Regions from separate parts of the Homo sapiens genome. Here region 1 is linked to region 2. A link is a loop called in an ENCODE intact Hi-C map of the cell type or tissue named here. Cell type or tissue: breast epithelium. All regions are shown on one strand. Each heading gives the region's core, and the rest is flanking DNA. Links, peaks and the distances in the headings are about the cores only. Region 1 has its middle 120 kb from the start of SLC22A23. Region 2 has its middle 44 kb from the start of SLC22A23.

What was found. Hi-C counts contacts between places; a loop is a spot of excess contacts. Peaks named below come from ENCODE experiments on the same cell type or tissue, not always from the same donor. Only the 100,000 strongest peaks of a DNase experiment are listed, where the experiment ranks them.
Region 1: it touches region 2 in a loop (16-fold over the local background); 1 of 110 quality-filtered maps calls a loop at or near these places.

The regions. Positions count from the first base shown.
Region 1 is chr6:3,567,371-3,583,124 of GRCh38, reverse strand. No RefSeq gene overlaps it. Among named protein-coding and RNA genes, the nearest start is that of SLC22A23, 120 kb to the right of the region's middle. RefSeq lists enhancers at 3,081-3,992, 14,037-14,539. In breast epithelium, for the core only: no CTCF peak of the experiment used is centred there; no DNase peak of the experiment used is centred there.
Region 2 is chr6:3,493,236-3,508,989 of GRCh38, reverse strand. No RefSeq gene overlaps it. Among named protein-coding and RNA genes, the nearest start is that of SLC22A23, 44 kb to the right of the region's middle. In breast epithelium, for the core only: no CTCF peak of the experiment used is centred there; no DNase peak of the experiment used is centred there; H3K4me3 peaks cover 213 bases; H3K27ac peaks cover 1,943 bases.

The DNA.
Region 1 (15,754 bases), core at 8,684-11,183, 72 kb before region 2:
AAATATAAATATGCTAAATTAACCCAAATACAAAAATTAAGAATTATTCTCAAAGGAGATGATATGAGGAAAAAAGTAATATAAATATTTACAATCTGGATTTGATGAAATTCAGCCTCCATAGCTGATAATTAGCAGAGTATTAAAAAATTTTGTTAGTAAATATCTAGGAGTATAATAGCACTTATTTAATATAATATGCAACATTTATTTGAAATAATTAATAAGCATTTAACTTACTGAAATAACATTCATTCCCTGTAAAATCAAGGGCAAACAAGATTTTTACTACCAATGCTAGGATTAAGTGTCATCCTAGATAGCCTAACTAATGCATCAAGACAGGAAAAAGAAATAGAAGATAGCAGTGGAAGAGAAAAAATAAATGCATCATTATTTTCAAATGATGTGACTGTCTCCCGGTTAACCTAAGGAAATCAACTTAGACACTGTTGCAATGTGTAAATAAATGACTTCAATACTTGTCCTGTAGACTGACAATAATCAGTTATAAAATAAACAAGGAAAAATGCACTCAAAATATCAACCAAAGTATAAATTATGGGAGTAAATTTAAACAGAAAAATAAGAATCTTTGTGAAGGAAACAGCAGGATTTTACTGAGAGATTTTTTTAAAGACAAATAAATTGAGTGATAAATATTCTTAGAAACACATTGGAAATATAAAATTCTCTACAGTTAATCTACAAATTTAATATAATTCCAATCAAAATCCCAATGTGTTGAAAGTTTTGTTTTTTATTCTTGTTTCATTCTTAATGAGAAGAGGGAGTTGGGGAAACTTAACTTGTAATTTGTAAAGTTTGTCTTGAAAATGAAATGCAATCACACAGCTTAGTGTTTTAGTTTTTAGTTTTTTGGTTTATTTGAAAGGCACATGGTCTTAAAATGGAGTGGTATCCAAAATCAGACCTAAATACAGACTAAACATAGAATTTAACATATAAAGAAGACAACAGCTAAATAGGGTGGAAACCACCAATTAACCCATTGGGGAAAAATAAAATTAGATTCTTTCTTCATATACAAAAATAAATCCCAGATGGATTAATAAATTAGATGTAAAACTGATAAACTACAACAGTACTTTCTGTGTCATAAACCACAGAGACAAGATTAACAGATTAGTTACATAAAATTCTCAAATTCATGTATGCCAATCATTTCTCCTTCCACCCTAAATATAACAATGAAACAAAAACAAACTCACTTTTGGCTGCAAGTGAGCTACTGGACAACCAGTGGTTTAAGTAGTAAAGATATTTCATTATCTCACATCACAAAAAGTGGGAGGTAAGTGGTTACAGGTTTGGTACAGCAACTCACTGACACAAATTCTTTCCATTTTCCTCTCCACCATCCCTTATGTGTGGGCCTTTCATGCTCCCACTGTCATCTCATATTGCAAGATGGCTGCCACAGCTCCAGCCATTAAATCCACATTCAAGACAGGAATAAGTGGAGGGGAACAGCACCAGCCATAACTTTTTATAAGGAGCAAAACCATTCTCAGAACTCTCGCCAGCCTTGACTTCTGCTTATATCTTAATTGTTAGATCTACATCATAAGGCCTCTCGGAGATACAAGAAAAAGTAGGAAAACTAAGATTTCCCTTTGCAGTCTCGGAAGAGAAAGTCAGGCAGTGGAGAATGGGATTGGCAGTGGGCTCTGGGTTAGCTAACCAACAGTGGCTGACCTACCCAGCATTCACAGAGTTAGACAAATGACGAATTGGGGCGGGGAGGTGGGGGAATTACAGTGTCTGAAAGGAAATGAAGAGACACATTGCTGTATAAGAGTTCTTACAAATAAATATTAAAAATATTGGAAATTATAATAGAGTCTAAGGATGTTGTTAGATGTCAATTTACTAAGGGAAAAACCCAAATAGCCATTCAGTAGATGAGGAAAATGATTATTTCACCAGTAATCTAAGAAATACCAGCTTGGAAATTGACTAGGATTATAATGTTCAATGTTCTCTGTGGGCGAGGCACTCCAGGCATCTGCTAATGACAGCATGAACTAAAGGCTCTTGTTAATATGCGTCAATGATCTTTGCAAAGGTTCACGTCACTTGACATAGCATTTCCAAGAATTAGCCTAAAAAATATCTAGGAAAATATTTAAAGATACATACATGGATTTTTATCAAAACATTGTTTAAAATAGCAATAAACTTGAGGCAGTTGGTTAAATAAATTATGTTATCCACTAAAAATAATGCTATGGTTTTCTACCTACGGATGTGGAAAGGTCACGTGAAACATTGCTGAGTGGAAAAGCTACTTGATTTCTTAAACAAGGAACATGTAGTCTTTGCATCAGAAAGAAATTTTTTAAGTACAATAAAACTCCAGCTTTAGAAATCTTAACTTGCATGAATACTGTGTGGATATTTTCTTTGCGTGTTTTTGTGTTTTCCAGGCTTGATTCTTTAAACATACATTATTTCTTTTTATTGAAATGAAATTACATACAGTGGGACACACAGCTCTAAGTGTACAATTCAGTGAGTTTTTACAAATGTCTACACCCGGGTGAGCCACATGGCAATGAAGTTCCCTTGTGTCTCCTTCCAATCAATCCTCTCCCCATAGGCAACCCCTGTTGTGACTCACAGCATATATTATTTTTGTAATTTAATAAATGCTTAAAATTTAAATATAAGAAAATCCTCACAGGAGAACTTGTAACCAACATACGATAATTACAACAAACTTCAGATTGAGAAAATTTGGCATGAAAAATACTGTTAGTGTAGAATGGCAGACTTTTAAAAATGAGATATCTGTTATATTTTTTAAAGGATTTGCACTCTCATTATCCTTCATCAAACCCTTCTAATTTTTCTGCTGTCATAATGAAATATGTTTTCCATACAACATTATACACGTATATACCATTTAAAGATAGAATTCCAGGAAAGAGCCGATTTAAAGCCAGGCATTCACCTGGAAAAGTTAATTTCTTCCTCCTCATTTAAGAATGCCTCTTTTTGTGTGAGTAGGGGAGGGAGGCTCGTGAATGCCCAAAGACTTTGAATGAATGTTATTAGCAAAAATACACAAAGCTTCTGCCATCAGGGATCTCACAGCCCGGTTAAGGAGATAAGACTAAAGAAATTCGTGTGTAGCACAAGATAGCACATTATGTGAGACCCAGGTTAGGAAGAGAGTCAAGAGCCCTATTCTGCCCAACAGTTGTAAGGATTACAGAAACAGGAGGCTGTGAAAGCCTTTGTAAATCGCCTGCTGCTACCTGACACGTGTCCATTGTGGTTCTCACGGGGTCTGATGGAGAAGCCAAGGTGTTCATCGCTCAGTCTGATAAGTCTTGACCCTACCCCGCATCCTGACGGCCTGTATGCTCTGAAGGAGCACAATTTCATGAGGGGTAGAGAGGGACAAGAGAAGGAACATGAGGCCGGCGTGATCCGCCCAATCACAGAAGCCCAGTGCGGCCCGGAGTGAGGGGAAAGGCAGGCCAAGGAGGCAGCCCAGTGACCAAGGCCCCAAGGTGATATCCGTGTCCTGCTGTGAAGGGAAAAGAGCAGCCTGGTCTGAGAGTGCTGGGGACACGTCTTCTAGCATCTCCAGCAATAAGGATGGGGAGGAGGACAGCTCGACATGTCAAGCCTTGAGCTCACGGGCTGCCAGGGGCAACCATCATCTAAGCAAACTGTGGTCCTGCCGAGGGTGGGCAGGGCTTCTGTCACTCACAGGGATCGGGCAGGCAAGCCCCCTCCAAACCACTAATCTCCACACCCTGGCCAGCATCCTTCCCTTGGGGCTGAGGAGCCCAGGAAAAGTGGTGCTGTGTCCACCCCGACCAAGCAAAGCATCAGAACCCTGTGGGTTTTAATCCTTGGGAGCATTTTAACCCAGAGGCTTCCTGCTTGTGTAAACTTGTAAGGCCTGACACATTTATGCAGAATTTCTCCTGGTGTGAGAGAAGCAACCCACTCTTTCCAGGTGGCTTAGTATTAAACCTCAATGTGTTTTCCCCAGAACCCTCTTCCTGCAGTTTGCTTACATCTGAGTAGTGGAGGAACTTTTTATTCTTGTCCCCTCCAGACTTTCCCCAGAGAGCGTTCTTCCGTGGGCCCCATTCACCCAATTTTCAATACCCAGGCACACATTAGGACCTCTCAGAGCCTGCGCAATCTTCTAATAAATTTTGACCCTGTAAAAGTGCATGGCAAAAGAAGGTTTCTGCCCTGAAGGCCCTATGGGTGCTGCTATAGTCACGATTTTTGCAGCATGGGTCCCTTTAAAGCAAGCCCGGAGAAACCAAGCTGAGCACCAGAGCGAGCTCCCCGGCAGCAGCATGTCCACCCTCTGCAGACTCCTGCTCAAGTGCTTCCACAGCCCCCACATTCCTCAGTGAGGGAGGACACACACAAACCTCACTCCCAGGGAACGTGTGTGCTGGAGGCAAGAGCTCTCCTAGCGATGTCCTGACGTCTTGGTGTAGACTCGGTCCCCCAAAGCCCATCTGTCCTTCTAACGGCTCAGGTCACTGAGTCTCAGGCTGGGAGCAAAGGGGCGCTTCCAACGTGAGGCCCAGAGAGGCTTAAGTCGGGTAGGACCACCATCTGGATTGTCATATTTGCTGGTTGTCGATTCAGGATGGGAGAGGACCAAGAAGAGAACACAGGCGGGAGCTGGGAGGGTCGACGGCTCTCGGCCTCTGCTTCTTTCTATAACCCAGGAAGGTGGGCTGTTTCTAATGAGATAAAAAATACATCTATCGGCCAGGTGTGGTGACTCACGCCTTTAATCCCAGCACTTTGGGAGGCCGAGGCGGGTGGATCACGAGGTCAGGAGATCGATACCATCCTGGCTAACACGGTGAAACCCCGTCTCTAATAAAAACACAAAAAATTAGCCGGGCGTGGTGTCACGCGCCTGTAGTCCCAGCTACTCGGGAGGCTGAGGCAGGAGAATGGCGTGAACTCGGGAGGCGGAGCTTGCAGTGAGTCGAGATCGCGCCACTGCACCCCAACCTGGGCGACAGAGCAAGACTCCGTCTCAAAAAAAAAAAAAAAAAAAAAGCAACAAAAAACATCTATCCAGCTCTGACTGACTGTGTAACAAGCACATTGCTGAGCTCATTTCCATTTTTGTAAAATAAGAATGATAATACATACTTTGAAGGGTGGTTGTGAGAGAAAGAAAGTCTAATTTCTTTCTATTGCCTACTTCATTTCTCTTTTTCCCCTGATGGTCCCTTAATCTTATAACACAAAGAGCCTTTGAGCCTCTTACCTAGCTTAGGCCTTGGTTTCTACACAGCCAATTCTGACACCACTTCCCCCTCATCCTGTCCCCAAGGCCAAATAAGAGACGTTTGTCGAGAGGCTTCTGTTCAGTTCTGAGATCTGCATCTGTCAACTTGCTTTTGCAGATGCGTCTCCACTGTGGTCACGCTTTCAGGAGCAAGTTGAAGGTCTGAGGCCTTCAGCAGTCCTGTTTTTTCAGGGCATACGGGAGGAGATAGCCCTGCAGCCCCATCCCGCACTGAGCCCTCAGGCCCTGCAGGGGAGGGAGCTGGCTGTGGGGGCACGTTCCTCACTGTTGGCTAGAGTCAGGGATTTTCATTATGCCAGTATCTTCCAGCTAGACGGACTGTTTCATTAGAAGCATTAAAGCCATTTGATCTATTTATGATCATAGATTAGCTGTTGTAACAAAAATTACACAAGTATACTTTATTTTAAAGAAACTCAAAATAGAAAAAGCTGAATTTATAATAACCCCCATGATGCAATTTCTCATATTATTGGGAATTCTTCACCATAGAATTCCTCCATCAATACCTTTAAATCCAACAGAAGGATTGAGAGAGGAAGAACCTCATTTAGTTGGGTGGGCTTTAAACTGGACTCCCTGGAGCCATGGGGATTTTCTATAGACATGCCCCGGGGGACACCGCACTGAGCCCCGACACTTACAGCAATGGAAAACCAAACAACGAAAACCGAAAGCCAGCAACTCCACTGTCTGTTCTCTGTACCAGGCTTCGTGGATAAGGTTTGGTTTGAAGAACAGATTCTATGACTGAAATATTTTCAAAAACCGTGGACCCGGTCTAACAGCATTTGTTAAACAAATGAGGACCCCGAAGAACAGAGAAGGGAAGAGGTTTGCTCCAGAGTCAGATGTCGAATTTGCCTGCCCTGATCTCAGCCTAGTGTCTGCTAAATTTTCCAAATGCTGTCTTTTTGTGAGGGTTGGGGAAAATAAAAAGGGAGGAACAAAATTAAGCAGATGTGTATATTTTAAAACATCAGTAACTATCTGGAGATCCATCATAAATGAAGAGAGAGGATCACTAAATATGCTACATAATTTCACGAACATTGCTTGGGAATAGCAATGGAAAGCTCTGAAAGTCTGAAGAGATTATTTTAAAGGGATAAATGTAAAGTTTTTAAGTATATACAATGAAGTACAGAGGTCCTTATAGCACATACTAATTTTTTTTTTTTGAGATGGAGTTTCGCTCTTGTCACCAAGGCTGGAGTGCAATGGTGCAATCCTGGGTCACGGCAACCTCCGCCTCCAGGTTCAAGTGATTCTTCTGCCTCAGCCTCCCGAGTAGCTGGGATTACAGGCGCCTGCCACCATGCTGGGCTAATTTTTGCATTTTTAGTAGAGACAGGGTTTCACCATGTTGGCCAGGCTGGTCTCGAACTCCTGACCTCAGGTAATCTTCCCGCCTCAGCCCCCCAAAGTGCTGGGATTACAGGCATAAGCCTGTAATTAATTGATGAGAATTCATTAAAATTTAGATCAATCACTGATGGACAGAAACTCTAAAGATTTTCAGAGTAACTTTTTTCTCTTAAACACATCAACCTTTTCCCCTTTCCATTGTTTGCTTATCATTTGCCTAACAGACTGCTTTTACACTTAATAGTCTAAAGGTAAATGTCAAACTATCTCCTGGCCAAATTATCAGGACGTTAGAATTTGTGGAAATTTACTCTATGCACATCTGCTACGGGGAACAGGGAGCAACCATTTTTTGTGTGGCGCCCTTATCTATAGAAACAATGTAAGTCACTCAACATTAGTCCATCAGCATCATTCTGGCTGCCCAAGTTTATGTGATCCCGTAAAGGAAGTACTGTCCCAGGCAGTGACAGTGGTCTGCGTGCCAGGTGCCCCCTACGGGATGACCTTGTTAGGCAAGGCCCTAGCTCCAGGCCATCTGGTCGACCCCACCTGCAGAGAGTGGATTGGAGACTATCCCAGAAGGGAGAGATGACGGCGGGGACATTAGGACAAGGCTCAGGGAGCTATGACTTGAGAACACTACAGTTCCAGCCACCAGAGACAGGGAAGAGGCAGAATCCCCCTTGCCTGGATCAAAGAGTGGTACTGACTCTGCAAGTCAAAGCAGCAAAAGAAATGGAAATAGAAAAATTCTATATGCTAGCAACTTTTCAGCCATATCTCTCTGAGCAGTAATTAAACTTGGAGTTGAATATCAAAAGAGAAAGGGTGCTATTGCTGTCCAACTGCATTTTGAGTGTCTTCGCGGCAAACCACTTGCATTTCCTGTTTCATGCATCACTGTGATGTTTCTAAAGAATTCCCTATGCCTTTGGACCGAGGATGATTATTCTAATGTAGGTAGGGCGCCAACTGGCTCTATGGAGTTTTCAGTCTCCACAGGGATTTTTTGAAAGCATATCTTTCAAGTTAAACACAGCAGGGAGCCAAGCTACAAGGGTCCATTTTTCCACCTGTGGTCACATTAAGGACCGCAGTAATTGGAACTTGACAAGAGCTCCTGGTTTCCACAGAACTAGGGGTAGGCACGTACATTGGCAACACTGTGTGTAAAGCTGTCCTCTCCTCTGTGTTCACCACACTGGAGTCTGTGGGGGCTGCAGCTGGTTGTGAATAATCCAAGACAAGGAATTGGCTGTGCTGCCCAGCACAAAAGGCTCACGACAAAACCTTGGTGGCCAAACTCTGAATTACTCCACGTGAGGCAAGATCCCCATCCTCATGGTGCCAGGGAGAGCAGCCCTTCCTGGGGGCTAATCCCTGTAGGTAGAGACCCTGCTGAGCTGGCCTGGCAGACCCCAGCAGGAGCCAGGGCCTGGGGGATCTGCACGTATTTCAACATCAAATGCACAAAGCGATTCCTTTCACAAATCAAACACTGGCTGCTGTGTCATCCTTCTTCAGGACAGGTTAAGATTCATCTAAGATTCCGAGGCAGTGAGGTGGGAGGGACACTGCCCATCAGGTGTTGGCTTTTTGTTTCATATCTCCCTCAGGTAATCCCTCCTTCACATTTGTCTTGTGCCACGCTGGAGACAGAGCATTTCTGTTTGCTGCCCTTGTCCCCAGTCCCTATCTGGCCTTGCTGACTACAAGAGGTTGGTTACCAGTGAGTCTGCTCCAGCCAGACTAGAGCAAACCCAGCAAGTGCAGAGCCCACTCTGCCCTCATGGAGATCAGTATCATCCAAGTCATCCCAGACAGCATCCAGAATCAGTCCCGGAGCAGGGCTCAGGTCGCCTCTAAAAAGACAGGCTGGCCGGGCGCGGTGGCTCACGCCTGTAATCGCAGCACTTTGGGAGGCCAAGGTGGCGGATCACGAGGTCAGGAGATCGAGACCATCCTGGCTAACACAGTGAAACCCCGTCTCCAATAAAAATACAAAAAATTAGCCGGGCGTGGTGGCGGGCACCTGTAGTCCCAGCTACTCAGGAGGCTGAGGCAGGAGAATGGCATGAACCCAGGAGGTGGAGCTTGCAGTGAGCCGAGATTGCACCACTGCAGGCTAGCCTGGCAACAGAGCAAGACTCTGTCTCAAAAAACAACAACAACAAAAAAAAAAAACAACAAAAAAAGACATGTTTCTAAATCCCATTCAATATGAGCAGCTGATGTGTTTAAGCAAAGCCTACCAAGAAAATAGGAGAATATCCAGATGTTTCCATGAGCAGGAGTCTTCATTCTGACACCATTTCCAGAGAGTTACCGCTTGCAGATCAGAACCAAAAATCCCTAGAGAGGAAAGCCTCTCCCCTTCTCATTTCAGATTCCACACAGCACACCTCGTCACCTCCTTCACACCCTGGCTCAGAGCTTTCCTCCTAGTGAGGCCTGTTCTAAGCACCCCATATAAAAGTGCCCCCCCCCACTCTCACCCACACGCCCACACATGCACCCATAAACACACACACATGCAGGAAACACACCCACATGCTCATCCAACATAATCCCAACACACGTACACACTCATACACACACACTTGCACACATATACACACTCACACAACACTCATACCACAGCCTTTCCAATCCCTCTTCTCTGTTCTACTTTTTCCCTTTTTTTAGCATTTCTGACCTGAAAAACTTCCTTATTTATTAAGTGTGTTGTTGATCACCTCACTCCTCACTGCTGAAATGAGGCTGACAGGAGTCCACGTTCTGTTCACTGATGTATGAGTGCCCAGAACTATGCCTGCCACGTGGAAGATGCTTCACCCATATTTGCGCAGTGACCTTCAGACAGAAAGAAACATGCAATTAGATTGTGATGGGTTTTCAATTAGTGAAGACATCTTACTACTAGATGATTTAAAAATAAAATACTAAAATATTTGCACAGGTTCACACTTCAGTTACCTTATTTAATACACTATTTATTCAGCAGCCTTCTCCTATGGGCTCTATTTAGGCTGCAAAGAAAAAGAGGGAGTGGAGAAAGGGAGGGTGACTGAGTTAGGGAGGATATAGGAAATCAAGAAGAGAGATCCCCCTTTATGTGAATCAGGAGGCTAAGACTGCCCTGTAGGGGCCAATTCTAATTTTGCAGAGCTGAGATCTCTTCCCCAGCCATTGCTGACCTGAAAATCCCTCACTGGGTTCTGGAGTTGCTGTGTATCATGCATTACTTGGTCTATAAAAGTGACCTCTCTGGGGCAGGATATTTCACAAAATTTGGGGGATTCAAATGTATTCGCAGTGACAGCTGCCTTTGACAAGGATCACTGGTCAGTAATAACTTCCTCGGATGTAGCATGACTGCGGGTGTAACGGGGATAGTCCTCAAAAGCCTGTCATCAAAAGAGACTCTCCCCGTCTTCCTAAAGGGGAAAACCAACGCCAACTTCAATTTGTTAAAACCAAAACAAACAAAAATGTCTTTAGGGCCCCAGTGCTGTCACACCACGCCTTTTCTCCTGGGTTAACTACTCAAGGGAAGGAGTGAAGAGGAGGCCATGAGACAGTGAGACAAATCCAGTTTTTAGAAACTGAGGCTTGCCCTAATGCTATCACTAAAACGGCTGTGTGTCTTTGGGAAAGGCATGCAACTTCTCTGATTTTCTCACCTCTAAAATGAGGGACTTGTGGGCAACATGGCGAGACCCCATCTCTACAGAAAATACAAAAATTAGCCGGGTGTGGTGGCACGTACACCTGTAGTCCCAGCTACTCGGGAGCTGAAGTGGGAGGATCACTTGAGCCATGATCACGCCACTGCACTCCAGCCTGGGCGACAGAGCGAGACTCTATCTCAAAAAACTACAAAATAAATGAGGGGCTTGGAAGTAATCCAAGAGCTTTGCTTCTCCCTGGAGCCAGTTTCTCAACCTCTGTTTCCTCAACTGTAAAATGGAAACAGAATTCCTTCCTCAAGTAGCACAACGCCAGCACACAGTAAGCACGTGGCTGGCTGTGGCTCCCTCTCCCTTTCCCTCGTTCTGCCAGTGCTGTGGGGGGTGTTAGTGTCATTGATTCCTGTTTCTCCCCAGTGCCTGTTGAGGGGTGCGGCGGGAGGTCCTAATGGAAGCTCTGTAGGGCACAGAGGAGTACTGAGGTGACCCCATGTATAAGGCTTCGGCCTTTGCACTCATTGCCAAAGGGTGGAGTTGGAAAGAAATGCTGCTGGGCAGCTATTCATCATCGCAGCCATCCTTCGTGGGCTCCTTCTCAACCCCAGCTATGCTAGAATGTGTCTCATCAAAGCCCCACAACAACCGTATGGGGCAGATGCAGTTGTCCTATTCTGCAGGCCCAGAAGGGCTGAGTAAACCGGAGGTCATGGAGACAGGATTCCGAGCAAGGCTCATTTCCCCCAGAGCCCGCATTCTTTCTCTGGCCCTTCTAGCTATGCAGTAAAAGTGGCTCTGGCTTTAGGCTGAGGAGAAGAGCCTCCTCTCCCAAGAGGCTCTGACCTCCACCGCGAACATCCAAATGATGTCTTAGCCAGGTCTTTTGCCAGCTGCTCAAAGGTGCCCTGTGGCCCAGGGTGGGCCATGCTAGGCATGACCAGCTCCAACTGTAGGTCACAGAGGCTGTGGCCAGCTTTCTCCTCTGCACTGGCGGCCACTGCCCGCATCTCAAACACCTGAGCAGCAGCAACACCATCTCCACTTTGGAACTTGTTAAAGATGCAAATTCCCAGCCTTGCTCCAGCCCTACTGAATCAGATTCTCTCACTAGCCCTCCAGGGAATTCTTGCACACGCTCAAGTTTGAGAGCCACTGATGTCTGACCCCATGCCCTGGATTACCGTAGCTCTAGGCTGTTGGAGCAGGAGAATCGAGCTCAGTCTTCTCACAGCCTATGGAGGTGCTGACTCCCTGTTTGGTGGAGAGCGATGGGCATGTGTGTGTGGGTGGAGGGGGAGATAAGGAGAAGGTTCTATTTCCAGCAAGAACAAGATGTTTCTTCCACCAGAATTAGCACAAGACAGCCCGAGCCCAGCCAAGGTAAGCCAAAAAGTCCCCAGGGGAGGTTCAAACCCAGGGAGTTCATGGGCAGACACCAAGTGCTGCAGACCAGAGAGGGGTCAAAGGGAGAGCCACGGGCCAAGGAGCAAAGAGCCGTGACACCCAGCAAGGTGGCAAGCACAGCCACAGACAGATCTGGGCCACCTGCTGCCCAGGAGGTGGCCGCAGGGTACACAGCATATCCATCGGCTTGGTGGAGCCGAGCCAGGGCAGGCAGGACACCTGCCTAGGCACATCAAGAAAAGGGTGGCTGCATCTGCCCCTCTGTCATTCATCTACTACAGAGAAAAACAAGGCAGTCCTTCCTGGTCCTAGGGTGGCTATATAGCTGGGAATGGGCAGGGCTGCTTGGGGAGTTAGGGTGAAGGTAGGGAATGCTTGGGAACGTCACGCCAGGGCCCCTTTGCCAGAATTCCTCACATTAAGATGACAGATAACCAGCAACGTCACTTTCAGCAGACAGTTTCTGCGATAATGGAAGCCACAATTGTTACCATCAGATGTAATTAATCTTCAGACCAATAATGAAATGCATTGATGAGCTTGTTAGTTTCTCCATATAGTGCAATAAGAGTGTTTGAACTCAGCAGATGTTTATCTTCTGCCAGAGGACAACCCCTTCCCATTCTTCCAGAGTAGGAATAATGTGAGAACAACCCACTTCACGGTCCACACCACAGGCCAAGACGAGAGGAGGAGGGGCTCCTGCCTATGACCCAGAGGAGCAGAATGACCACCCACCCCTGAAGGGCTCGCTAACCCCTCCTCATATCAGGGGGTGAGGAGAGTGCTGCAAAGCACTTTTAAGTGCATTTTTGTGATCACTCCTTTGTCATTTCTCTATGGCAGAATCTGCCACAACGTAACCCGTGCGAATGAGTACAGGGAGATCACAGATTGCAAGGAGGGTGCTGTCAAGGCAAGGAGCTTCTCCTAGGAGACTTCCCTGCTTCATTTTATGAGAAAATAAAAGACTTGTGTTAAGAAATTGAATTACTTTTATATTTTATACTGGTGTGTTGAATATAATTTATTAAAATGCTTCTATTTCAAGAAAAGCTGAAATGAAACGTGATTCCCTAACGAATCAAATTTAGATAACTAATTTGATATTGGCAGAGGAGAATGGCCAGGAAGATGGTGTTATGTAATTTTTTTATGACAAAAAGGGCAGCAGATGTGGGTAGAGCAGGAGAGAGGAGGATCTGCAGCAGATGTGGAGGGAGAGGAGAGGGAGGGAGGGGACAAGGAGGGAGGGTGCCAGAAAGGGAAGAAGGAGGAAAGGGAGAGGGAGGGAGAGTGCAGGAGAGGAGAGAGGGAGGGAAGGGAGTGGGAGGGAGAGTGCCACAGAGGGGAGAGTGCAGGAGGGTGCCAGGGAGGCGAGAGGGGGTGCCAGGGAGGGGAGAGGGAGGGAGGATGGGAGCCAGAATTCAGGGAGGTGGGCACATGCTTGTTGCCCCTTGAGCACTCTTGATGTCCAAAGATGAATGCTGTGTGTTTACAATGTCTAGAATTTCTTTTCTAGGCTGGAAACTTCAGCGAACAAAGATTTTAATGAGCAGAAAGCTGAAGACCTGAACTGATCTTAAAACTTCTACTGTGGTGCCCTTCAAACCATTCTCCACACTTCAGCAAGAAGGATCCTATAAAAACCCAAATGTTATCCCCATATCCTTACTCTACTTAAAACTTCACTTTTCTCAGAACATAGCCCCATCATGAAGCAACGCATGACTCTGTGTGTGTGTGTGTGTGTAGATAAATGAAGCAAAAGTATGATTTGATTTGAATGATTAGGAAAAGTTGCACCATTTTCAGTGTCTTTAATTTTTCTTTCTCCTTTGACGCTTGAGGCCTTAAGGAGAACATCTTTTCTAATTGTTTCTGACGTACTATATGATGTTTATAATAGTCTCTTATTAATTAAATGCAGGTCTCAGCCGTATACGCGGCTCACCACGACTGAGTCTGCACACTGGAAAGCGCTGAGCACAGGGTCTGGAGCACAGTGTGTCTTTAATAAATGTCAGCTTCCTTTCCCTTACTTTCTCCTGACAAATATTATGACTTTGTTTTATTGAAAGTAGACATCTCAGAATACAAGAATATCATCCATTTTGAGAAATGGAGCAGAGCTTCCTTTGCAGTCGGCTGTATTGAATGAGATGACCAGTGTCTGCCTTTGTTGATAAGAGAGTAGGTGCTGCAGTTCAAGGTGCCCCGGCCTCTCTTGACCCCTTTAAAAGGTTTCCTGATGTTTACCCCAGTGATTTAGACAGGTAGCCAAGAGCGATTTCTGAGCAACAAAGAACTGTCCTGTCAAGGGGCTTATTGCCTGTTCACTGCTTTCTAATAAAACATCCAGTGTGGAGGCTTAGATGCCCTGAGGTACAGAGAGAGAATTCCCCTTATAAGGGAAAGGACTCTGCTGATAAACAGCAGGGTCAAAAGAATGCCAGCTCACGGATTCAAGCTTCATCAGAGGCCTCCTGGACAGCCTCACCCTGTGGACATGGTTGTTGTTCTGTTGCTTACTGAGGATGTGTTTCCCAATTTTATACAGGAGTGGACGAGCTCAGATGTACAATGCACTTCCACCCTGTGAGCCTGGATTACATATAGCAAGGCCATGTTGCAGAGCCCTCGCCAGGTTGGGAGCCTCAGACTCGTGAATTCAGCACAATGGGACTGCCAATTACCCATATGGGATGCTGAAACACCCAGGAGCTCAGACCCAGAGCAGGCTTGGCAGCCCCTCCCCTGGGTGGCCACTACCCAGCCTGCCTGCCTCCCCCGAGGGGGCACTGGTGGCCATCTGGCAGCTCCCTCTGAGCTGTCACCCAGTCTGTTTTGTCTTTTGTCTGGATGTGACATGACAACGTGTTAATTAAAAGGTAGTTAAGCCAAAATGAAAAGGCAATCCAAAACCTGGGGAAATATTATAATTCATATGAGAAAAAAGACAACTCAATAAAGAAAGAAAGTACAATGAACACACATAAGCAGTTATTAAAAAGGAGTACAAATAAATGGCCAATAGCATATTTTTAAGATAATCAACCTCACTAATAATCAGAGAAATTCACACTGAAACAAGATCCTTGGGAGTAGAACAGAAGAGGTTAAGTATTGCAGGAGACTGACAGATGACAAAGACAGAAAACACAGAGTGGTCCTGGGTGTGGCAGCCAGTGACCAACTACCACTGGAGAGAGTGGAGAGCTATGGCTTTTCTAAAAGGAAATGGGCAGCATGTTTTTAAAATGCAGACACAGTAGGACCCATAAATTACACTTCTAGGAATTTATCTTAAAGAAGCAACTGGACAAGTGTGCAAAACATAACAACACAGCCACATATGCCTCAGTCTTGGTTACAACCGTGGAAATGAGAAGAGCACACATATCTAGTAGGGAATCAGTTAAATAAAGCGTGTTAGATAATATACCAATGCAATAAAATTATATATTATGAGAAACATGAAGCGCTTTGATGTAGAAATATGTTCATAATATACTCAGAGAAAAAAGCCATTATGAAACTCCATATTTCATTGAATACTACACACCATCAATGATAAGATACACACTACATTATGTACCACTAAGGGGAGAAAAGGTTTGCACTTACATAACAGGCCAGCTATAAGGAAACAAATTAGTCAAGGTGCCCCTAAAACTCCTTCACCTTCCTTCAGAGTGCAACACTTTTGAATAGTGTTTGTGTTTAGCAGTGTTGCTGTTCATGCTTTTCCATGTAGTATGGTCTCTGTATCAGCAAGAGCCTTGGTCATAGCGTAGTTCTTAAAAGGGTGCTCAGTGTTTTCTTCTGAGATTGATTCCCATTTTCCAAGTTCTGATGTGTAGCTGAGAGGATGACAACGACTATAAGGGCCACAGCAATTGTAAACTCGGTCCCACTTTCAGTGGTGTGGAAATGTGAAAATAATACGTGAATTTCA
Region 2 (15,754 bases), core at 6,573-9,072:
TATACAAATTTAACACAATCTCTTAAAATCTCCTGGCAAGTTTCCTTCCTTCAGAAGTAGACAAACAGATGCATTAAAAAAAAAAAAAAAAACAAGCAAGCATAGCCCAGGAAAACTCTAAAACAGAAGAAAAATGAGGAGGGATTGGTCTCCCCAGCCTTTAAAACTCATCATAAGGCCTCGGTAATTAGTACTGAATGGCACATGAATAGCCCAATGGAACAGAAGAGAAAGTTCAGAAACAGACCCAAATGTGGCCAGGCACAGTGGCTCACGCCTGTAATCCCAGCACTTTGGGAGGCCGAAGTGGGTGGATCACAAGGTCAGGAGTTTGAGACCAGCCTGGCCAATATGGTAAAACCTCATCTCTACTAAAAATACAAAAATTCGCTGGACATGGTGGCGCACGTCTGTAGTCCCAGCTACTTGGGAAGCTGAGGCAGGAGAATCACTTAAACCCAGGAGGCAGAAGTTGCAGTGACCCGGGATCGAGCCACTGCACTCAACCTGGGCAACAGAGAGAGACTGTCTCAAAAAAAAAAAAAAAAGACCCAAATGTATGTGGGAAATTAATAGATGATAAACATGGATACTCTCATCAGTGTGTAAAGATGGACTTTGTAACGGACAGCACTGGGACAATGGATAGCCCTTAGGGAAAAGGTACAGTTATGGCCACAATATCCATAGTGCATCAAGATAAATGCTCATGGGTCAGTTTCAAATGCAAAAAAGTAAAACTGTAGAAAAACTACCACCAGAAGGCATCTCTTGCAACTCCCCCTGACCCCCAGAATTCAGATCCACTCTCCCATGTCTTCAACCCTGGAAGGCCTCCCTAAGTGGGGCCAAGGTTGAGCCACAACAAGACAGGGGAGGCAATGCGGGAGGTGAAGGTGGGGTATTTATTTTCCTGAGTTTTTCCTGCAGGTCTCTATTTCTCATGATAGATGCCCTGCTCATCTCTGGGCGCCCTGGGCTACACAATTCTCGCTCCTTCCATGCTGCAGTAACTTCTCCGTCGCCTGTGGCCTAGGAGTCATGACTCCTCTGTTGCTGCTATGTCTTGATTTTAGGACCACCCCCGGGAGTCCCCTAAAACTTGCCCACGCCCTTGCAATAAACTTTTGTAGGGCTTATGTAATTCACCCTTTTATCTATAAACCTCTCTTGAATTATCCTAACTCCAGTGTGCCATTTGCTTCCTGTTAGAACTCGGATTGATAGAATAACCTTGGAGTAGATTGGCATATTTAACTCTGTCTCAAAATCTAAAAGCCATAAAGGAAAGAGTAATAACTGTGAATGTAAATTAAAAAAAAAAACTGTATAGAAAACGAAAACCAAAGCACAACACAAACAGAAAAGACAAAAACTAGGGGAAATGTGTGTAGCTCATGACGCAGAAAAGTACTTTTCTCCAAAACACACGAAGCGCTCCCAGAAATGAAAGATAGAATGACCACAGATTAATTTTTAAAAGTGGGCAAAAGTCATGGGAAGTTTACAGAACAGGAAATGCAGATGACCTGAAATCCTTGCAAGCATTCATAATTAGAGACATGAAAAATCAAAACTACACTAGGAGATGACTTTTCCTTAATCAGGTGGATAAAATTCCAAAAGTTTGACCAAACCCTCTGTTGGCTAGGCACTCAAAAGGCAGGCACCAGTGTCTGTTCTCAGTGAGATTGCAAAATGGGGCATTCCCTATTAAGGGCAATCATCATCAAAATTTCAAGGGTCCTCCCTCTGACACAGCAACCCCACTCAAGGGATTATATCTGACAAGTATGAACTGACACATGACAAGATTATTCACTGCAGCCTTGTTTGTGATACTAAAAACTTGGAAACCACTCAAGCGTCCATGTCAAAGGAACTGTCTAAATTAACCTATGATTTGCTCACACAGTGGAAAGCCCTGGGACTCTCAGGCTTTGAATATAACTGAGCTCGGTTTGAATCTTGGTGTTCCTCGCTGGACAAATGACAACCTCACTGAGTCAGTGTGCATACACATACACAGGATTTCAGCGGTGTTTACTTCACAATGTTGTTGTGAGGACTGAGTTAGGTACTGTATGTCCTTTGAAAGTGCTGGCTCATGGGAAATACAAGACATTGTTATTATTTTTACAGCTTTAAGGCAGATACATTGAAAGATAAGAATTTAATGGCCCATGTAAACCTTTTTACTGAAAATTCTCCCTGGAAATGAAATTACTGTCTTCCAAATAAATACCGAACCTTCTATTTTGAGATGCATTGCTTAGGCCTCTTCACTCTGCCGTGGTTCTGGCATTTAATAAACCTCCATTAAGGATTTAGAAAGTCAAGGCAGGTCCTTTATTCTCAACAAATACAGCACTGGCTTTTCTTCTGTCTTCTCCTGTTTTTCCTCTTTCTTGTTCTCTCTTCAGTTTCTCCTTTCCCTTCTCTCCTCTCTCATTTCTGTTTCCTCTTCTGCTTTTGCCTCCCTTTCCCTGGGTCTCTGTGGCCATAAATGACCCAAATGTTAAAAACAGAAGTGACCTTGGGAGGCCATCAGTCGAAGCCACTGGTGTGGCAGATGAGCAAATCAAGCTCCAGAGGAAGTCAGGGTTTACCTAGGGCCACCCCTCCAGGCGGTGGCAGACAGGACCAGAGCTAGCTTCTGCATCAGTGTTCTTGTCACTCGGCCTCTGGAGGTCACCTCCTACCAGCGTTGTCCACACCATGTCCTGAAGGGAGACACCACTCCTTAATGTCTCCTTCTGTGTTCAGAAAGTAGACAGGCAGGAATCACTTTTTCACTCGGGAGTGTGAGATCAAACACATGATACTTTTGCAATGTCAGTGGTTAAAGTGTTTTTCAAGGTGATGGATACAAAGCACAGGGCAGGAGGGTGCTCAGGTCTCCAAGCTTCAAGGGTGTGGACAACTGCATCTCACCGGGCTTTCCAGCTTTATGCCACAAACAATAGAAGTATGTTCCCAGCACCATCTCCTCTCCCTAAAGACCTGGCTACTGTATCTTGAGTGCTCAGCCTGGAAGCTGTGGGACAAGAACCAATTTTAGAGTAGAAAAGGGAATGAAGAACAGCCTTAGCGGCCACCTCTCCAGACAAGACATTTTCTCCCTGCCAGCCACTACGTTGTGGGTTTTACACACAGAGCAGGTTAGTGTCACAGGGCACAAAACGCAAATGTGCAAAAAGGCCACATTTTCACTTTAACTGCATTTCATTTCTACCTCAAGCCTCCATTCTGCTCAGAGGCAAAAAAGTTAATGCAATGACTCCCCAGACAGTCATTTCACGTGAAATGCAGCCAATCCAGTGCTGACTCCTTCTCTCCCAGCGCATGTCGATGTTCTGAGTGACGTGCAGGCAGCATTCAGCTGTTGGGAGAGGGGTCTGGTTGAGGTCATCTCCCGCTCTGCTCCCATGCACACCGGGGTGTGCTTCTCCTGATTCACCCTTGGGAGCTAGAATCAGTCCCCACTGGCATCTCCCAGGAAATGTGAGGGCTTGGCATCCTCTTGCACAGCAGCCTATGCGTTCTTCTGTTTCCTCTCCCCAGCCTGGAGGAGCCTGTGGCTTTGAGAGATGAAGCCAGCTGGACTTCCTGGGTCGAGTGAGGAGAACTTTTCTGTCTTACAAGAGGATTGTAAAACACACCAATCAGCACTCTGTAACTAGGATTGTAAAACATGCCATTGAACTCTCTGTAGCAAGCAGGGGATTGTAAAATGCACCAATCAGTGCTCTGTAAAAACGCACCAATCAGCACTCTACTCTGTAGCTAGCAAGAGGATTGTAAAATGCACCAATCAGTGCTCTGTAAAATGCACCAATCACTGCTCTGTAAAATGCACCAATCAGCACTCTGTAAAACACACTAATCACTGCTCTGTAAAATGCACCAATCAGCGCTCTGTAAAACGCACCAATCAGCAGGATCCTAAAAGTAGCCAGTCGCAGGGAGGATTGAAAGCAGGGCACTCTGACAGGACAGAAAGGGAACACGGGAGGGGACAAATAAGGGAATAAAACTTGCCACCCCCTGCCCCGCCCCTCCCCTCTCCCAACCCCCCCGTGTCCAACCCCCCCTCCCCTCTCCCAACCCCCACCTCCCCCCCAGCCAGCAGCGGCAACCCGCTGGCATAACCCTCCATGCTGTGGAACTTTGTCTTTTCGCTCTTGGCAATAAACCTTGCTACCACTGGGTTCCTACCATTTTTAAGAGCTGTAACACCACAAAGGTCTGCAGCTCCATTCTTGAAGTCAGCGAGACCACGAACCCCCCAGCAGGAACCAACTCAGAACACAGCTTCACCAGCTCTCACTCAGGCTCACTTCCAGCTCTCTTCTTCTGGGTACATAGATTACACTTCTCTTTGAAGTTGGGCGACCTTATGTCATGTTTGGGCTGATGAGATCTTTAGCAGAGACATCTCATCAGCCAAAACATGACATAAGGTCGCCTAACTTCAAAGGGGTGAGAAATGTATGTGTGTGACTTCCAGGTAGAAGCCTGTGAGAACCGAGGAGTAAGCCTCCACCTTCCTTTCCCTGTGTCTGGGGTATGCAGTGGCTTTTCTGGCTTCCTAGGTCTTTGGATGAGGACAATGTGAAACAGACACAAGATGTAGCAGAAGCAAGAAACAAAACCTCATTGTTTCAAGTCACATGGGATTTGGGGGCTACTGGGAACCACCTAATAGAGGGGATAATGAAGTGTTCAAATGCTCTCCTGTGCCTCTTGGGGCCAGGGGAGATAGGCGAGTTCTTGGGGACCCTCCGTACGCTGGCCACATGTCCATCTTGTGCCCACCGCTGCTACCAAGGGGCAGAGGTCTTCTCTGTACCTTTTGCTGTGATATTCAACTTCTGGGGTATGAAACACAAGGCCCCCAGACTCTCAAATTCTGAAACTCTTCTGAGGCTTCAATTATCATTTCTCACCAGAGGCAACTTGGTCTACAAAGTGGAAAGATAGGCGGGGCACTGTGGAGTCCACCCACTACCCACACCCGGACCTACCCCTCTGGTTCCCTCTCCACCGACTTTGTCTCAGACATTGATCTAGATCCAAAAGGCGCATCAGGCTGCTAGCCATTGATTCTCTTTCTAATGCATTGTTTATGGCATGAACTTTATGGCTATCTCCTCAGAGGGTAACCTTTTTAGATTCTCAAGCTTATGCTCTTGCAAATCCAAAGCATTTTCTCTCAAGACTATTTCCTTTTCCTCGACAACTTATTTTTTAAAATCATCAAAGAAATATATGTACATGATTAAAATCAAAGAGAACCACAAGCCTTGTGATGAAAACGGACACTTTTAACTCTTTGCCATTCTAGTATTTACAGCCTTAATTCTAAATAATATTATTAAAATATTATTTCTTGATTTATCCATTTTAGACATCATCCAATGACTTCTTACTATGGAAAACGAGCATTTAGTATCTTGCATCTTCTCAGCCCCTCAGTCTGCAGTCCCTCCTCCTCCACCTTCCCAATACTGACTAGATCAATAGTCTGCACTTAACAGTATGATGGTCAGGAACTGTGATTTCATTTATTCCTCACTTACAATTTTAATTTTTCCCCTGAATCTAATAATCTAGTAACACTAATAGTTATCATTTGGATAGCTAATCATTTTTGTTTGCTTGGTTTGTTGTTAATTCTTCCTTAATCCTTCAACAGAATTATAAAACCTTTCTGAATATTATTGTCTACCTACATGACCAAACACATCAGGTAACTGATCCATTCCATCTTTTTCCAGGATATTTCTCTCCTAAGCCTTCAGTCCTCCTACCGAGAAGACTGAGATTGTGCTGGTCCCCACATGCCTCTGCCAGAGGTGGCCTGTGCTTCTGTCTGCTTTGGGATGCTCTGTTCCCTGGAGCCCCTGTCTTCCTCATTCTTGGTATACCGCTTTATTTTCCTCTAATAACTCAGAAGAAAGGGTACATGAGAGTAGATGTTTTTAAATCATGCCTCACAAGAGAGACATCCTCTCTCTGGATGGATAATTTAGTAAGATAAGAGTCATTTCCCCCTGAATTTCTGGCTTCCATTATGGCTCTGAGAGGCCCCTATGAAATTCCAATTCTCTTGCCTTTGCATGTGAACTTTTCTTCTCCTCTCTGGAAGCCTTTAGTACCGTGTCTTGTTATTAGTGTTTTAATATTTCAGCAGTGTGTTTTAGTGAGGGTGCTTTCTCATCCACCGTGTTGGGCATTCTGTGGGCCTCTCAGTTTAGACATTCATATATTTCATAATCAAGCTGTGCACTTCAGATTTGTGCATAGTATTTATATTTGCATGGTGTTATATTTGCATATCAATAACATTTTTAAGAACAGGAAAGGGGAGAGCCTACTTGGAGCTCAAGAGCTGAGCTGTTAACCCTTTTGTAGCTATCCCCCACAAATCCCTCCCCGAAGGCCACACACACTTTGAGAGAACAGAGGGCAAAGGTGATAGAAATTGTGGTTGGGAAGGAGCGTGCATATGGGGAGAAACTCGGCTAATATATTGCAGAATTCTGTCTTGCCACGTTTACCTGGTTTATTTAGGCCTTACAGTTGCTCTGCAAGGTTGGTGTTATTATCCCCAGTTTACCAATGAGAAAATCAAGACTCAGACCATTTGAGGAACTTCTCTAAGATCCCACTGCTAACTCAGCTTTCAGCCTGATTTGGAGTCTTGCTGACCCTGAAGCTCTTCTTCTTCTTCTTCTTTTTTTTTTTTTTTTGGCTGAAAACGTTTCAAGTTTTATAAACCCACAGATCAAAGGCACTGAACAAGCAGCCTAAGCGCATAGTGTAAACACAAACAGAACCTCACCAGGGCACTTTGTAATCCAGTTTCTGAAAACCAGTGACAAGAAGAGTATCGTTAAAAAGAGACAGAGAGGGGGATAAAAAAAAAAATTAAACAGAGGAACAAAGTCTCAGGCAAGGGGCTGCTTATCAGAAACTAGCAAGCCAGGGGACAATGGAATGATATATTTTGTTTTTTTAAACTTCACATTCTTAATCAATAGAAAGAATAGGCCACCAGCTGCTGAAAGGAATGTTCTGTGAGTACCACATGTCAAACCTCAGACTTGAGATCCTTTTGTTTTTTACTTTCTCTCTTTCTGTTCCCTTACAAGGATGGTGAATCTTCTAGGTAAACTCAGATGAAAACCTAAGCTCTCTGAGGCCACAGAAAAGTATTGTTTTCTTCCATGGAATCCAGCAAAGATTAGTAATCTAGAGAATACGTTTTTAATTGACTAAGAATGATCTTGTTCTCCTGCCCCTGTGATTCTAAGCTTATATTGTATCGGCATTGACCACATCTCCATAACTTTGGAGGCTGGCAGAGAATACCCCACTGGATCCCCTTCCTTTTTAAAAACAGATTTCTTTTGGAGGTGATCTGGGACTCCTTCACATAAACAGGAAGCATGAACAAACCTGCTGAGTCCCTGTGGGTTTTCCCCATTGGGCTAGTTGTCATTTTTCCAGCTGATTCCCAAATGTTTCTTTTCCAATTCCATGGTGAAAAGTAGGCCGGGCACGTTGGCTCACGTCTGTAATCCCAGCACTTTGGGAGGCCAAGGTGGGCGGATCACGAGGTCAGGAGATGGAGACCATCCTGGCTAACACGGTGAAACCCCGTCTCTACTAAAAATACAAAAAATTAGCCGGGCGTGGTGGCGGGCGCCTGTAGTCCCAGCTACGCGGGAGGCCGAGGCAGGAGAATGGCGTGAACCCGGGAGGCGGAGCTTGCAGTGAGCCGAGATCGCACCTCTGCACTCCAGCCTGGGCGACAGAGTGAGACTCCGTCTCAAAAAAAGAAAAAAAAGAAAAGTAAACTAAGCATTTTGATTTCTCTAGTGACACAGAAGTCTCAATGAAGTAGAACTATTCATTAGTGTAATAAAAATCCAATGGAAATGGAGGTAAATATTTCCCTGATAAATGAAAACTGCAATTGGATTCTCTTTCCACAATTAAATTTGCTAGCTTAGTATCCTGGTTTTGCAACATGGTGATTAATACATTAAACCCATTAAACCCTAAGTAACTCTTTACATCTGTTTGCATATTTTTTTTAGAAGCGCACACAGAATTAGTCTGAACCAAAGGTGTAATTTATTTGTCTGCAGTCTGAGTCACCGAGTTCCCTCAGGGTGTCTTTCAACTTGTTTTTTTTAAATCTCTATGGAGTATTTTTTTTTTTCAAAACACATGATCTGTTTAGAAACAGGCTACCCAGCACAGAACCAAACCTGTTCTACTGTTTTCTATTTTAGAATTTGCTTACATGACTTAAAAAATTTTAAGGCTCTGTATTTTACATGTTTTCACAGCTCTGAATTGAGAAAAGTAATGCAAGCTTGTCTGACCCATGGCCCACCGGCCACATGCAGCCCAGAACAGCTTTGAATGCAGTCCAACACAAACTCGTAAACTTTCTTAAAACACTACGAGATGTTTTCGCAACTTTTTTTTTTTTTTAGTTCATCAACTATCATTAGTGTTAGTGTATTTTGTGTGTGGCCCAAGATAATTCTCCTTGTTCCAGTGTGACCCAGGGAAGCCAAAAGGTTGGACATCCTTGAAGTAATGAAAGTTGATACCATGGCTGCTTTATGGCAGAAGTCAGAAATTGCCTCCCTCCATTGATGTGCTCGTTAGTATTGGAAAGGCAAATCAAGAAGTTAGGAGAGGCTGCCTTCACACAGCCTTTCAAATATATGAAGTGTTATGGAATTACAGCGTTAGATAATATTTTACCTGAAGTTCCAAAAGAGTTTTCTTCCTATTTACTTAGCATTCAGCCTTGAGTTGAAAGAGAATCAAAGATATACGCAATTATTAAAACCCAGATATAAGACCACAGTTTTTTTGCAGAGACTTCTAGAATATTCATGCAACCCTATAGTGTGCGGCCAAGAAGACACCAGAACTCAAGCTGCAGGCTCGTTAGGAACGTACCCTCTCTGAGCCTTAGTTTCCTCATGTAGAAATGGGGATAACACCTGGCAGGCCCACTTTATGAAGCTGTGTTTGGGTCCAAACGGCTTAACATCTAGAGAAGCCCTCTGCTGTGCATAAGGGTGTCCTAACAGAGGCATTGCCATGTGGTTTTTAATTACTGATCTTAAACAGTGATCTCCATAGAGAGGCCTGCACCTGGACCCATTGCAGTGCAAGAAAGTATCAGAATGACTAGAATGTTTACTCTTGACCTCTAATTTCTTTCTATGTTTGTGTTTCTATGTTTTCTATATGTGTGGACTGTGTGATTTGTGTGTGCTTGATGGTGGACTGGCTTGCTCCTTGTCAGTTCCAATTTTCTTCTGGTTAGACTTTCTAGATGGCAGAGACCATAAGGCTGAAAAATCACCCTTCCCAGACTCCCAGGCTCCTATGGCTAAGGTTTCCCGAGGTGATTTGGCTTTGCATGTTTGCCATGTTTCCAGACTCTGCCAACTGGATGCTTTAACACATGCCCTGCATGGAGATGCTGAACATGCCTTATACTGGACAACCCAGTAAGATGCCCGAGTCACTGTGCCTTGGCCTCCTGCTTCCCTTGTTGCTCTCCCCTTCCTTGGGGAACAGCTTCCTCTCAGGGGCTTGCTTTTCAAATACAAACCAACCAACCAAGCCAGAGTTCACACCTCCAACAACCTCCATTTTCAGGCTCTCACCCACTGCCCCAATCACCCCAGGGCGGGCACCGGATAGCCAGGGGCGGTCCTATGCCCACAGCCTACTGAAATTTTCCAAACTGGCCAATCCTAAACCTGCTTACCCTGCCTGACCTGTTCCTTCCTGCAGAACCACCATGAAGGCTCTGACCCATGCCTTCCCTGCTCCCTCTGCCCCCAACTTACCTTGGTGCTTCTCCATGTGGCCCCCATCGCATGGTATGCCCCCTCCTCTTGGGAACTGTGATTAATAAGCTTTGTTGTTGTTGTTGTTGTTGAGACAGAGTTTCGCTCTTGTTGCTCAGGCTGGAGTGCAGTGGCGCTGTCTTGGCTCACTGCAACCTCCGCCTCTCAGGTTCAAGTGATTCTCTTGCCTCAGCCTCCCAAGTAGCTGGGATTAGAGGCACGCACCACCACGCCCAGCTAATTTTTTTTTTTTTTTTTTTAATAGAGATGCAGTTTCTCCATATAGGTTGGGCTGGTTTCAAACTCCTGACCTCAGGTGATCCGCCCACCTCGGTCTCCTAAAGTGCTGGGATTATAGGCGTGAGCCACCACACCCGGCCAATAAGCTGTCTTTTCAATGCCAGTTGTCTCCTGATCTGTTGGCCTAGTCCAGTTGGATCTGAATCAAGTCTTTAATTTCATCCAATTTCAGTCTTTTGCTGCTTTCCAGCTTCACCTGAGGTGGCTCAGAGACATGGAGGGGGTTGTGGGGGCACAGGCAGCCTCCTGACCAGTTCTCTGCCTTACTCCTCCGCTTTCTCCACTGCCCTGATGTGAAACAGAAAAAACAGAAGATGTGAATCAGGAGGGGAGGGCGAACACACAGCCTTCCACATTTTTAGGTATTTGTTGTAGCAACATCCCCCTTCTGGTAACCAATATCTTAATCCATTTATGCTGCTATAACAAAATACCTCATGCTGTGTAATTTACAAACATCTTAAATGTATTTCTCACAGTTTGGAGGCTGGGAAGTCCAAGATAAAGGCACTAGCAGGTTTGGTGTCTGGAGAGGTCTCTGTCTCTGCCTCCAAGATGGTACCTTGCATGCTGCTTCCTCTGAAAGAGGGGACAAAGGCTGTGACCTTACATGCAGAAGGGACAGAATGTCAGAAGAACCCAGCTAGCTCCTTGCGGCCCTTTCATAAGGCACTAATGCCATCCATTATTAGAACCCTCATGGTCTAATCACTTCCTAAAGCCTCCACTCCTTGATACTGTGGCATTAGGGATTCAGTTTCTACATGTATCTTGGAGGGAACATAAACATTCAAGCCATCTCATAGAGCTGCTATTCAACTCTTCTAGCCCTTCTGCCCAAAGTAAGCTCTGAGCTCTCATCTACAAATCCAAAATCAAAGGACTCAGTGAAATGAAGGGGAGGTTTTTCCTTTAACAGTACAGCATTTTGTGTTTACTCTCTAACGCATCCTTTAAGAGAGTCCCTCCTCCTTAAAAAGCAGATAGGATTTAATTTCAAATAGTCATTTGTTTCTTTTTTTTTTTTTTTTTTCCTGAGACGGAGTCTCGCTCTTTCACCCAGGCCAGAGTGCGGTGGTGCCATCTCGGCTCACTGCAAGCTCCGCCTCCTGGGTTCACACCATTCTCCTGCCTCAGCCTCCTGAGTAGCTGGGACTACAGGTGCCCACCACCACGCCTGGCTAGTTTTTTTGTATTTTTTTTAGTAGAGACGGGGTTTCACCGTGTTAGCCAGGATGGTCTTCATCTCCTGACCTCGTGATCTGCCCACTTTGGCCTCCCAAAGTGCTGGGATTACAGGCATGAGCCACCACGCCCAGCCTTCCTTTTTTATATATTTATGGAAGTAGGCCCAATGAGCTATCTGCTTGGAAAGATTTTATATTTCAATGGGTTAGATTCATGTAAATAAGTGTTTTAAATTAAGAAAGAACCACCCCTTACCCCAGAAATTAATATAACATTGTTTAATTTGCTTAGCTATTCTACAGATATCCTTATCTTTGTCAAGATGCTACAACTAACGTCTTATCAACTGTTCTTAAAGGAATGATGAAGATTTTAAGGAGAGACATAATAAACAGGGTAAAAGAAAGTAAATTTTATTTTCTATTCATCCAGACTTCATTATGCTCATGGGTCTCCCTCTCACCTCTGATTTGAACCCTGTTTATTGAATAAGGCTCCATTTTTCACTCTTATCTCATGGTGCCTCTCAGCATATTCCCTTAACACTTCCAGGGCATCTCTTGTAAGCTGGAAACAGCTTATCCTATTTTGTTGTTAGTCATCTACTCCCCTATAAGCCTTCAAATTGGTTACTCAAGTTTGCACACTTTAGGTGTTGGTTTTCCCAGTAGACACCAGAGTTCACTCATATGCAATGGTCATTCTACAGTACAAATTTGCTTTCCTGGTGACTGTCAAGATGAAAAAAAGAGTCAAATGTTTGATAAGCCAACTAGTTAGCACATGATCTCTTCTTTCTTTCTTTCCAGGTTTGGGGGTTTTTGCTTTTGTTTTTCGTGATTCAAGTTTTTATCTCTGCTCTTGAGATTAATTCCCCAAATTAGTGTCAAGTGTCTTCTTTTAATCATCTCAAAAATAATGGTAATAATGAAGCTGGAATGTTAGGAAGGAAGGAAGGAAGGAGAAAGAAAGAGAGAAAGAGAAAGAAGAGAGAAAGAAAGAAAAAGAAAGAATGAGAAAGAAGGAGGGAGGGAAAGAAAGAAAAGAAAGAAAGAAAGTCAGAAAGAGAAAGAAAAATAAGTGAGTTAGGGAGGGAGAGAAGGAATAGAGAGAGAAAGGCAGGGGGTGAGAAGGACAGGAAAATAGCATTAAAGCAGGCCAAGCTTTGAGTGTTTCACTAGCTCATCATGGCACAAACTGCAGTCTCCATCCAGAAAGCCTGTACCCCTCAGTGACCTATTGCATTCAGGCTAGCTTTGTGTGGAACACAAGTCATTGAGGGGCCGCATAAAAGCTTATTGATTATCAATGCTCCATTCTGTGCTAGGTACTTAGACAAGGGGGGGAAAGGAAAAGTATAAATAAGCCCCAAATTTACTTCTGCAGAAAGAAATGGATGAAATACCGATATGGCACCTTCCCAGCTTAGATCATTTCTTATACTCATTAAAATGCAAAAGCAGTGGTCCAAGTGTGTCCTCCAGGAAACTTCCAGTTTCACTAGTGGATCTTCCTAACCTTTTTCTCCACTTCCAGCAAAAGTTCTCTGAGGGTTGGAGGGAAAGAAAGGCAAACACTGAAGGTGGTGGTTCTCAACCTTGGGCATCCATCAGAATCACCTGGGGGACACAGCCCTGGGCCCCACTCCGTTAGGTCTGAGTCAGCCCAATAATGCATTTCTAACAACTTCCCAGGTGTTTTAGTTCATGTGTGCTACCGCAACAAAATACCACAGACTGGGTTATTTATTTATTTATTTAGAAACAGAGTTTCGCTCTTGTTGCCCAGGCTGGACTGCAATGGCGCGATCTCGGCTCACTGCAACCTCTGCCTCCCAGGTTCAAGTGATTCTCCTGCTTCCGCCTCCCGAGTAGCTGGGATTACAGGCATGTACCACCACACCCGGCTAATTTTGTATTTTTAGTGAGATGGGGTTTCTTCATGTTGGTCAGACTGGTCTTGAACTCGTGACCTCAGGTGATCCACCTGCCTCAGCCTCCCAAAGTGCTGGAATTGCAGGCATGAGCCACCACTCCCAGCCCAGACTGGGTAATTTATAAACAATAAAAATTTATTTCTCATGGTTCCAGAGGCTGGGAAGTCCAACACCAAGGCACCAGCAGGACTAGTGTCTGGTGAGGGCAGCTCTTTCCTTCCAAGATGGTGTTTTCTTGCTGCAGCCTCTGAAAGGAAGGTACACCGTGTTCTCACATGGCAGAAGGCAGAAGAGCAAGCAAGAGTTCTCTTTAACCTAGAGCCCTCTTATGAGGGTGCTAATCCCATTCATGAAAGTGGAGCCCTCATGACTTAATCACTCCCAAAGGCCATACATCTTAATACTGTTGCATTAGGGATTAAGTTTCAACATGCATTCTGCAGGGGACACTGTTATTCAAACCATAGCACCAGGGGATGTGAGGGCTGCTGGTCTGGGGACCACTCTTTGAGAACCACTGGCTACACTGGTTACAAGGCAGTAAACCATAATGGTGACGAACATAGATTCTGAAAGACCACCTCTATCTAAACCCTTGCTCCACAACTCACTAACTCCGTGACCCTGGGCAATTACTTATTGGTGCCTCATCTTTAGAAGGGAAATAATGCGAGCACTTCATAGTACTGCCTACTTCATAGATTGTAAAGAGAACTGACTGACTTAATAGGGATAAAGCACTTAGAATAAATGCCTGTCACATGGTAAAGACCATGTACAAACATTAGCTAATATCTATAAATTTTTAACATGTTTGTTGTTTGTTCTATGATTCCTTTCTGGCCCTGAGTGAGCAAACCTGTTCGTTTGAATGTCTTTTATGTGAACCCGCATTCTCCTCTCAGCTCTGTAAATTATTTGCTGAGTGACTGAGACAAGTCAAAGCATACCTGGGCCTCAGTTTCCTCATCCATAAAATAGGAGGGTTGACTGGCTGACTTTCAAGGTTCCTTTTTATAGTAAACACGAAATGACTTCTCTAGCTTACTGGAGGCCCTTTGAATGTTCTGGGCTGTAACAAGCTTCTGAGTCAGCACATCTTGAAGAGTACCGCAGAGCTGATTGTGCATGGATTGCTTCTGAGTGTCCCTTGTCTCTTTCAGGTGTGTTCCTTGCCTCCCCCACAATCATGGAGGAAGGAAAAGAAAGAGGGCTGAGCCAGCTGCTGCGAAAGCCCCTCACATATTCCTTAGGGCAGCCCTTGGGAGCAGGTGGCATGGTCCCATTTTCCAGATGAGGAAATTGAGCTTAGGAAGTCGCCTGCTCAGTTAGCCAGTTGGCATGGGATGGAGCTGAGATCTGAGCCTGTGAAAGGGGCTGGGGGTGGAGAGGTAAACATAAAAACAGCCAAGACCAGAACACCCCCAGAGGGTCCATCCAGAGTGGGCACACTCCTGGGCCAGCTGCCAAACCAGTTCTCAGTGCCTGTTTGTCACAATCCTCCCAGAATAACCAACATTTTATTTTCTTCCATAGTTTCAGGAGGGCACGTTCTTCTTCTTCTTTTTTTTTTTTTTTTTTTTTTTGAGACAAAGATTCACTCTGTAGCCCAGGCTGGAGTACAGTGGTGCCATCTCGGCTCACTGCAACCTCCGCTTCCCGGGTCTCAATTCAAGCAGTTCTCCTGCCTCAGTCTCCCGAGTAGCTGGAATTGCAGGCATGCACCACCATGCCCAGCTAGTTTTTGTATTTTTAGTACAGATGGAGTTTCACCATGTTGGCCAGGCTGGTCTTGAACTCCTGACCTCATGATCTGCCCACCTTGGCCTCCCAAAATGCTGGGATTACAGGCATGAGCCACCATGCCCAGCCGGGAGGGCACGTTCTTAGAAAGCTCAGGATGACAGGCAGTTCCTACAGGGTAAGCAGTACCTGGGTGTGGAGAGCCCAGAGTTCCGTTAACTTCCCCAAATTTTACAGGGAACAAGAGGCACCAGCTGCCCCGCCTGTACTTCCCTCCACACACCTATTTCCCCTTCTCGTGGTTAGGACACCTCTCCACAGCCCTCCCCCAACCCCTGTGCCCACGAGAGTCATCACTCATCTGTGATGACTTGGCCCATCACTGCCCCTCCAAAAACTCTGAGACCTGTGTTCTCATTTGGCAATGCCTGCTCCTCCGTCCTTGCAGCCTGCAGAGCACCCTACCCATCTCTACCTTATCCCTGGGACACCTTAAAGTACTCTTACCTCCTCCTGTATGACTCCATCTATGATATGAAGCTGTACTCCACACCCCAAATTCATGTGTTGAAGCCCTAACCCCAAGGGGTAATTAAATTAGTTCGGCCAGGCACAGTGGCTCACACCTGTAATCCCAACACTTTGGGAGGCCAAGGTGGGTGGATCACTTGAGGTCAGGAGTTCAAGACCA